Regions from separate parts of the Homo sapiens genome. Here region 2 is linked to region 1. Evidence: chromatin loops called from intact Hi-C (ENCODE). Cell type or tissue: mammary epithelial cell. All regions are shown on one strand. Links, peaks and the distances in the headings refer to the core of each region. The heading gives the core; the rest is flanking DNA. Region 1 has its middle 44 kb from the start of LUNAR1. Region 2 overlaps IGF1R (insulin like growth factor 1 receptor).

Region 1 (4,389 bases), core at 74-4,073:
TCCCACTTGTCAGAATCATGGGGAGCTGCAGCTTCCAACTTTGGGGATCAGGAAAGGCTTACGTGAAGAAAGTGGGATTTGAGCACAGCCTGGACTGTGATTAACAATAAGAAAAAAAAAGAGTTCAACAACAAAGACGACATACTTGTAAAATTAGCCACCTGAAATTCTACTGCCCAAAGGTGACCATGGTTAGCATAGCCATGAGCGCCCTTCTGCACAACCGCGGGATCCCGTTAGGCACACTCTTGTATAACCAGCTGTTTTCACTCAACAATATGTCATGGACATTTTTCCATGCCAATTATTCCCAATCTACATCACCATTTAAGCGGCCGGCAAATACTCCATTATACGGATGTATTCTAAATTAATCAAATCCCCATTGATAAACATTTAGTGTTGCGGTCAAGGGCACAGACTCTGGAGCCTCAGAGCGTGGCATCATTCCTGGCTGTGCAACTCCCCAGCTGGGTGATGGTCAGCAGAAACCTAGCATCTCTGAGAAGTTTCCTCATGTATTAAATGGAGGTGCGGTTGTCCCTCGGTATGCGTGGGGAATTGGTTCCAGGAGCCCCATACCAAAATCCACAGATGCTCAAGTTCCTTATATAAAATGGTGTGATATTTGTATATAACCTGCACACATCCTCCTGTACACTTTAAATCTCTCTGGATTACTTATAATACCCCATACAATGCCAACACTTCATTTCATTCTTGTGGATTCAATGTAGTAGTAATTGGCGCATGGCAAATTCGGGTTTTGCTTTTTGGAACTTGGCGGAATTTTTTTTTCTGGAATATTTTCCATGCATGGTTGGTTGAATCCACAGATATGGAGGGTTGGCTGTATTAATAATACAGTCCCTGGCCAGGCACGGTGGCTCACGCCTGGAATCCCAGCCCTTTGGGAGACCGCGGCGGGTGGATCATGAGGTCAGGAGTTCGAGACCAGCCTGGCCAATATGGCGAAACCCTGTCTCTACTAATAATACAAAAAATTAACCGGGCGTGGTGGCGCACATCTGTAGTCCCAGCTACTCGGGAGGCTGAATCAGGAGAATCGCTTGAACTCGGGAGGCAGAGGTTGCAGTGAGCTGAGATGGCGCCACTGCACTCCAGCCTGGGCGACAGAAAATAAAAATAAAAAATAATACAGTTCCCGCAGCATAGGGATGTTGTGAGTAGCTATTTGTAAAATGTTTAGAACAGTTTCTAGCACTTAGTAAATGCTCAGTTAAGGCCAACTACTGTTACTGTTAAGCAGGACTGTGGCCATCCTCTGTGCTTAGAAGGTCTGTCTTTGTGCACCCTTCCCAGCACCTACTTAGGATAAACACCGAGAAGTGGAATGAAATCGTCAAACAATGCACTTATTTTAAATCCTGATCAATATCATCCAATTGCCCTCCAGAAATGCACCAGCCGCTGGTGGGCAGGAGGACGCTGTGGCCGGCAGGAGGCTGCAGAGGGGACAGCCCCTGCCTCCTAACTGGAGCACCGGGGACCCTCACCAGCCATCCACACCGCCAGCGAGGTTTCCTGACTTGCCTAGCCTTCCGGGTGGCATTTTGGAATATAAAGCAGGAGGAAAATTAGCAGCAAGTCAGATTCTCTCACTTTGATTTCTAGAAGGAAAGCTAGAGTTGAGGCCGTGTTCGAAAATATAGGTCAGATCTCGGTTTCTGTGGTTACCAAACACTGTCAGCCACCAGTGACTCCCTCCCTCGGGGGCGATGCCAGGGTTCCGAGGCTGGGCAGTCGGGCCTGGCCCCCGCCGGGGTCCCCGGTCGGCTGCCCCGCGAGCCTGGAGGGTCTGCACCGGGGCGAGGGCCCGCGGGCACCCCGCCCTTCACTTCTTCTCGGGGGAGGGGCCGGAGGGCTTGGCGGAGCTGCCGACGGGGTCCGGGGTCGCGCCGATCCCGCCTGGCTCCCCGCGCCTGGGGCTGCAGGGTGGGCACGGGCCGGGCCCGCGGGAGGAGGGGGAGGCCGGGCGCCGCGGGAACAATGTGCTCGGTTGTTGCCGACTGTCAGCCTCGTTCCCGGATCCTCCTTTCCACGCCCCTTGGCCTAACTGCCGCGGGCCTGGCGCGCAGAGGGAAGAGCCCCCTTATTTGGTCTTGGAAAGAAAAGGGAAAGGTTATCCTCGGATGCCTGCGGCGTTGGGTCATCAGCCCGCCGCGGCCGGCGCGCACGCGGGAGCAGCTCCGACTCCCGCCGGCAGGGGGCGGCGCCGGGCAGCGCCGGGGAGCGGCCGCTGGAAAACAGGCGCGTAGGTTCCGCCGCGGCCGGCGCGGATCCGCTCTTGAGCGTGGGGAGGGGGTGGGGGTGGGGGTGGGGGCGGAGGGAGGGCGGGGGAGGGGGCGGCGTCACGGGCAGGGAAGAAGAGAGAAAAGAAAAAAACAAAACCTTTTTATGGCCAGTCAAGCTTCCAAAATTGGAAAACCGTTTCAGTTCGAGGCTGTGACTTTGCCATGTCGATTTCATGTGAAGCATCTGGGAGTGCGCGGAGTGGGGGAGAATAGCGGGGGGTGCGGGGTGCGGTAATCAGTGTTAAGATAAGCCGTGCCATTGGGGTGAAAGTTACTAAGATAATTGAAAAGGTACAGTTTGGGGATCGGTGTCGGCTCGGGTACTTTGCTCCCCACCCCCTTCCCTCTCTTCCCCACTCCTCCCTCCGCCCCTGCTTTTCCAGCCTCTCAGGTGAGCCTGGTGATGTGTAGCGGAGTCTCGCTCTGACCCCCAGGCTGGAGTGCGGTGGTGCGATCTCGGCTCACTGCAACCTCCGCCTCCCGGGTTCAACCGATTAGCCTCCCGAGTGGCCGGGACTACAGGCACGCGCCACCACGCCCAGCTCATTTTTGTATTTTTCGTAGAGACGGGGTTTCCCATGTTGGCTAGGATGGTCTCCATCTCTTGACCTCGTGATCCTCCCGCCTAGGCCTCCCAAAGTGCTGGGATTATGTTTCTAGCCACGTGCAGGCTGAGCCTTGCCCAACCTTCTTATTATCCTGGGCAGCTCAAAAAGGCGAAGGTGACCAAGCTGGGATTCGAACCGCGTCCTTCACGCTTCAGCGCCAAGGCTTGTTCCACGGTTAAGAGCACATTACCTCGCCAATGACTCCTCCAAATAAAGCTTGTGTAATATGTGTCATTCTTCTAAAACCTTTAAAAAAGAATCAAAACAGTAACTGGTTTGACTTTTTCAGCAGAAGGAAGCAAAAGGGCGTCAGCACCTGGAGGTGACTCTAGTGGGGAACCTGCGCCCCAGAGGTGGGAAGGAAGCCAGGGGGCATTCGTTTCGCCTCAACTGCCCCAGGGGTTCTTGTCCATCTCCAGAGAGGCTCTTGGGTAGCATCCTGCCATGGTACTTGTTACCGCACAGAGCCTTCCAAAGAGGGGCCTGGCAGGCGGGGAAGCTGTTGCTAACTTCTATTTTCTATTTTAGGCAAGTTGCAAGCAGCCCTTGTGTTTGCCTGCAGGTCTCACACGGTCCTCCGCCCCTTCTCATTGTTCCAGCTGCTTCCTGAGGTGGTTACTAATAATTGTCACTCATAAGACCTGCCTCGGGTTTCTTCATCTGGAAGGAAATTAATTTTCCAAGTCACACAATTACAGACAACTTTTAAAAGAGTCACTGAGACAGTTTCATGCTTACCTTAGATTAGATGGTTCCAGTTTATTCTTTTTTAAAAAAGAAAATTTGTGTGAACAAAATTAAATCCAAGAAACATGGTTTTTCTCTAGCTCTTTTTTTTTTGTGTGCGTGTGAAATAGTTAAAAAAAAAAAAAAAGAAAAAGAATAAAGAAAAGAAACTGCTTCTACCAGTTTTGGGGGGTTTCCAGGTTTCCAGACATTTACTTAGCTTGATACATAGTATATTTCTGTGGGAAAAGGACAGCGAGAATATCTTGTAGCTTTTACTTTCCAGCATTGTTGTACTGGTTACAGTCAACTCCACAGTATGAACCAGTTGATCAGCTCCAGTAAGGCCTCCTATCCCCTAGTGGAAAAACCCAGGCCTTTCCCACCGCTCTCGTGTCTTGCTCAGGACTGCACCTTTTGTTGCTGGTCCCTTGCTTGGCACTTCCTAGCTGACAGGCCAGGAGGTAGGCTCACTCTCCTTGGTGCTGATCCCAGGCACCAGCTTCCATGAGAACCAGCAGTCACTTCCAGTTGGGGGCAACCCCATCCGGGTTTGCCCTGACATCCCAGAGCCCAGGTCCCCATCCCAGGAGCCAGTAAGAGTCCTTAGCAGGATCAGGAATGTAGCAGCATGGCTGCTGCCTTTTCCCTTCCAGATGCTCTGGCAGGCTGGAGCCCGGGGGTCCCTAACGCCTGCCTTGGCTCTTCACTTCTTCCTGAGGTTCTCCTCACCATGAAAC
Region 2 (4,389 bases), core at 154-4,153, 110 kb after region 1:
TGCAGCTTGGTACAAGAAATGACTAGCTCTCCAACAACAAAAAATTAAAAATAAAATAAGAAGAAATGACTAGCTCTCTGCTTTTGCTGACTGCAGGCTGGTCTGGGAAATGGCCTGAGGATGTGGCTCCCTCCCAGACCCACTTCTCCTCTTGCCCCACGTGCCCTTCCTGGCTGTGTCAGCGGCTTGCAGGCAGCCAGTTCTCACGGCACGGCTCCCACCCTGGCCCTCCCGGCCCAACTGCTCCATTCCAAGTTCCCAGTTACTGGGCTACCCACAAACTCACTGCGTCTCACACTGAACTCCGATTTGTGCCCTGTTCTTCCCCCGGCTTCCCTGCAGCTGATGCCCATTCCACCCGAGCAGTCTGCCTGCTGTCACCCATGCCCTTGGCCTCCTCGGAGTCCCACTGCGAACTGTCCACCCAGGCTCACATCTGTCCAAGGTCTGGCACCCTCCTTCCGTCCCTCAGAGCTCCCTGAGTGTGCAGGATCCTGCTTGCCTGGCCCACCACCACCTCTCCTTTGGTTACAACATCTTGCTCAATGCAGCTGTATACTCCGGCTAACAAGAACTTCAAGCACAGCTCTAATCACCCTCTGGTTCAGAAACCTTAACAGGGCTTAAAGAATTAGTCCAGGATGCCTAATACAACAGCTGAGGCCTGTCTTGATCTCTCTGCAGCCTAAGTCCCACGAGGAAACCTCACCAACCCCACCTGCAGCAGGTGCTCCCTACTGCCATGCCTGCCCAGCATTCCCACTGCCAGGAACCCCCCACCCCTGCCCCGCCCCGCCCCGCTTCCTAGTGCTCTTTTTGTGACAATCCATACTTAGGGTGCCTACACAACTTCATCTCTTCTGTGAAGAAGATGATGCAACCCCAAACTGTCAGAATTGCCTCCTCTTCTCCACAAGACTTTATCCTTCCAGGACCAGGACGACGACGACGCTGTCATCGTCGTCATCGTCATCATCGTCATCATCATCATCCCCGCATCTTCCACACCCCCAAGAGCCTTACCATCACCCACAGGCAACGATACAGGAGGTAGCAGACCTAGCTCTCCACAAACGCTTGTCGAGGTGAACTGCAAAGCCTATCTCCTGAGCAACTCTTGTCTGAGGTCAACATCACCTGCCACTGAGGACCACTGAGTGCTAGAGTCAGTCGTCCTTCACAGCTTAATGTGACAACTGCAAGGTGTGGACACTGAACCATCTCTACACAATACCAGTTGCCACAGGAGCCATTTCAACATCTATTCAGGTACCGCAGACTTCTCGAGACAGACCTTGCCTTACAGATGGAGCAACCGAAGGCCAGAGAAGCTCTGAGGTTTAACCAAGGCCACACAGCCAGTCAGAAGCACCGAGAAATATGCAACACCTCTGTGTTTTTCAAAGCCGGTATTTTACTATGTGGTGTTGGCTCTTCATGACTTCATATAAAATCAAGTCTTCCATTTCATGGACAGATTTAATCTTCAAACAGTAGATACATGTCTCTGTGTAAAGCCCTTTCTAATTAGGAACCTTGACGTTGTTTCCCCAGGGGGAAGACCGGCGGCTGTGAGTCCCCCTGCAATGCCCGTGCTGGCTGGAGGCAGCATTCAGTAACTATACTTCCCCACACCAGGAGGGGATGGTAGCAATGGCCCACTCACCAGCAAATTAAAACCTACAGAGAAATCCACATTCCCCACAGATGGTAATTAGTCATGAAAGAAGCAAATAACCTTGGCTATTTGTGACTATTTGGAAAGCTTCTTAATAAAAAATAAAGATTATGTGTTGGGTGATCCAGATGCTCGGGAAGAAGCACAGCTCTAGGCTGTGGGGTGCAGCTCCCCAGTCCTTCGTCTGGTTTCCTCCATGCCTAGAGGGCACCCTTGTCATTTCAGAGGGACATGGTGCTACAGGGAGCTGCAGGGAGAGCAGCCACAGTGCCCAAGGGCCTGGGAATGAAGTCCTGGAAGACAGCAGGAAACTTGGAGGTGTTCTGGCTAGAACAGACACACCTCTTCGATGACTCCTAGACCTATCTTATCAAGAACAGAGCAAGGTATGCAATTGTGCTACAGAGAGAAGGTCCAATGGGTGTCACACAGAGGCTGACGTAGCAGAACACGAAAGATTTGCTAAGAGCAAGGATGTCTAAAGCATGAGGCTGGCCTGCCTTTGTGAGGCAGTGAACATGGAGTCCCTGGAAGGAAACCTCTTAGCAGAAGCTCAACCAGCAGCTGTCAAAGATCTGCAGGTGCACTGGGGACTGGGCCTGACTGCAGGGATACATCCCAAATCCTAAAATTCTGGGGTCTCTTCTACAAAGCCCAATACAATTCTTAGTGTTTCTTTCTAGATTTTTAACTATTTAGGAATCATTGCTTCGTGCTGCTGAATACAATCTGAAATCATTTCCATTCTTTTGAGAGGGACAGCTTTAGTTTAGAGCCTGGACCGCTGAGAAACCTGCTCCAACGCCCTAGCCTTCCTGACCTGTGCTATCCTCAAAGCCTGTGTTAAAAAGCAAACAAAACCTGAAGCGCTGTCAATGCCTGAGCATTTCATGGAATGAATACCAAACGCCTATTCATGTTTATACATATCTTTTTGTATTGGTTCACAGTAGTTATGTAGCCAAATGGACAGAATTGGCAATGAACACACTCTAGGTCCCTTTGTTGTTGCTTGTGCAGTAACTGCTCGTCAGAATTTGGGTAAAATTTGCCCGAGAGATATGAACAACACTTTATCCTTCTATTCTGCTTCTGTTCTCCCCGGCTGTATAGTTTTCTATTTTATTATACTACAAGCTGACCTCCAAGCTCCTGGAGGCACGAAGCCTAGAATAAACAGATGCATGCACATACCCAGGCTTGCTCTCTCCTCACCATCCCAATCTCTAAACACCATGCAGAGCACTTTGATTTGACAGTGAAGAGATAACCATCTTGGACAAGCTGATTGCAAAACAGATCTCATACTTGAGCTTAAGAAGCAATCATGCTTTGCCGGGTCATATTCAAATGCTATTTCCAATTTGCACCTGTCTTCAAAATAAGATCCAAGGCCCCTGAACTGTGAAAGGTTTACGAGGTTAAAAAAAAAATGATGTCAGTCACTATTGAAATAGTTCCTCTATGCGGTCATCCAGACTGTTGGAGTAAACAACTACCATTTCTGTAACACAACAGCAACGGGATCCCCCCAGAGGAAAGCCAAGACACTAGCTGATATTCTAGAAGGTGCCTGTGCCAGGGCCTCAGCCTGCCAATAACCTCAGTTGTATTTCAGAACCTGACTGCCTCTCTGCAATGTTGCCAAGGAACTGCAATAAACAATACTACTGAGAGGCCTCTGATCCCTCGGTCGATGGGCTTCCACTGGTAGACACTGTTTATGATTAAGGGAGACGTTTTGCTTCCCATAACCATCCCTGGGTCCACAACGGTGGATGCCCACTGAAAGACAGACAGCAGATGGGACCAGCAGGAAAACACAATCAGGACTCATAAGCTTTGGGTCTAAATAAAGCACTGTCTGCAATCTGAGGGTTAGATTAGGTGAGGCAGACACACAGACAGTATCTGTTTATTGAGAAAGAGGAAAAGAGAAAGAAGGCAGGCAGGGGAGAAACAAAAAGAGGTGACGGCTTCTGGCACATCCCACCTCCTGGAAACATAATCGGTATCTGCTGAAGGCGGAAAGAATGTTGGTCCCATAAATTCTTTAAAATCCCACGAATGCCCTTCTGCCCTTAGCTAGCCCACTGACAACAGGAACACCTCAATGATGAAGAAGTGTGGCTCACACAACACTGAGCTAAAGCTGGCAACGGGTAACAATGAACAGAGAAAGATAAAGCCCTAGAGACTGAGCTGGTGGAAAGTGCAGAGGCTGGGGGCTCCAGGCTGGCAATGCAGTAAAGGTTCTCATACCAGACGTCCGAGTAAGTGGTGAAGACTCCATCCTTGAGGGACTCAGGAGACATCCAGCGCACGGGCAGCAGCCCTTTCCCTCCTTTCCGGTAATAGTCTGTCTCATAGATATCTCGCGTCATACCAAAATCTGTAAGGGAAGAGAGGGCGCAGAGTCACACGCTGGAGCAGGCACCACTGCTGTCACAGCAGAGGACCCTACACTCATTATGTGTGGAGAGACGCAAGGCAAGACACAGACACGTCCCACTTTAAGGTGGCCAAATATTAGGGTTTGCAATTTTATAAGGTGGAGACAGTAAGGGATGATTAATCACATGATGAGCAAATACCAAGCAATCTCCACTTTTAATATATTTACAATTTGATTCCCTTAGGAAGTTAATGCCCTTATTGCATTTAAATGAGAGGCAGGCTGAGCGCAGTGACTCAACGCCTGTAATCCCAGC

The links. Hi-C counts contacts between places; a loop is a spot of excess contacts. Peaks named below come from ENCODE experiments on the same cell type or tissue, not always from the same donor. Only the 100,000 strongest peaks of a DNase experiment are listed, where the experiment ranks them.
Region 2: a loop joins it to region 1, with 2.5 times the contacts of the local background. A loop is called at or near these places in 35 of 110 quality-filtered maps.

The regions. Positions count from the first base shown.
Region 1 is chr15:99,056,932-99,061,320 of GRCh38, reverse strand. No RefSeq gene overlaps it. Among named protein-coding and RNA genes, the nearest start is that of LUNAR1, 44 kb to the right of the region's middle. RefSeq lists silencers at 1,945-1,994, 2,105-2,274 and enhancers at 2,292-2,891, 2,892-3,493. In mammary epithelial cell, for the core only: a CTCF peak has its summit at 2,224 (motif pointing right); no DNase peak of the experiment used is centred there; H3K4me3 peaks cover 986 bases; H3K27ac peaks cover 429 bases.
Region 2 is chr15:98,942,604-98,946,992 of GRCh38, reverse strand. It overlaps IGF1R (insulin like growth factor 1 receptor), which reads right to left. Exons shown (of 21, transcript NM_000875.5): 19 at 3,941-4,070. Among named protein-coding and RNA genes, the nearest start is that of PGPEP1L, 63 kb to the left of the region's middle. In mammary epithelial cell, for the core only: no CTCF peak of the experiment used is centred there; no DNase peak of the experiment used is centred there.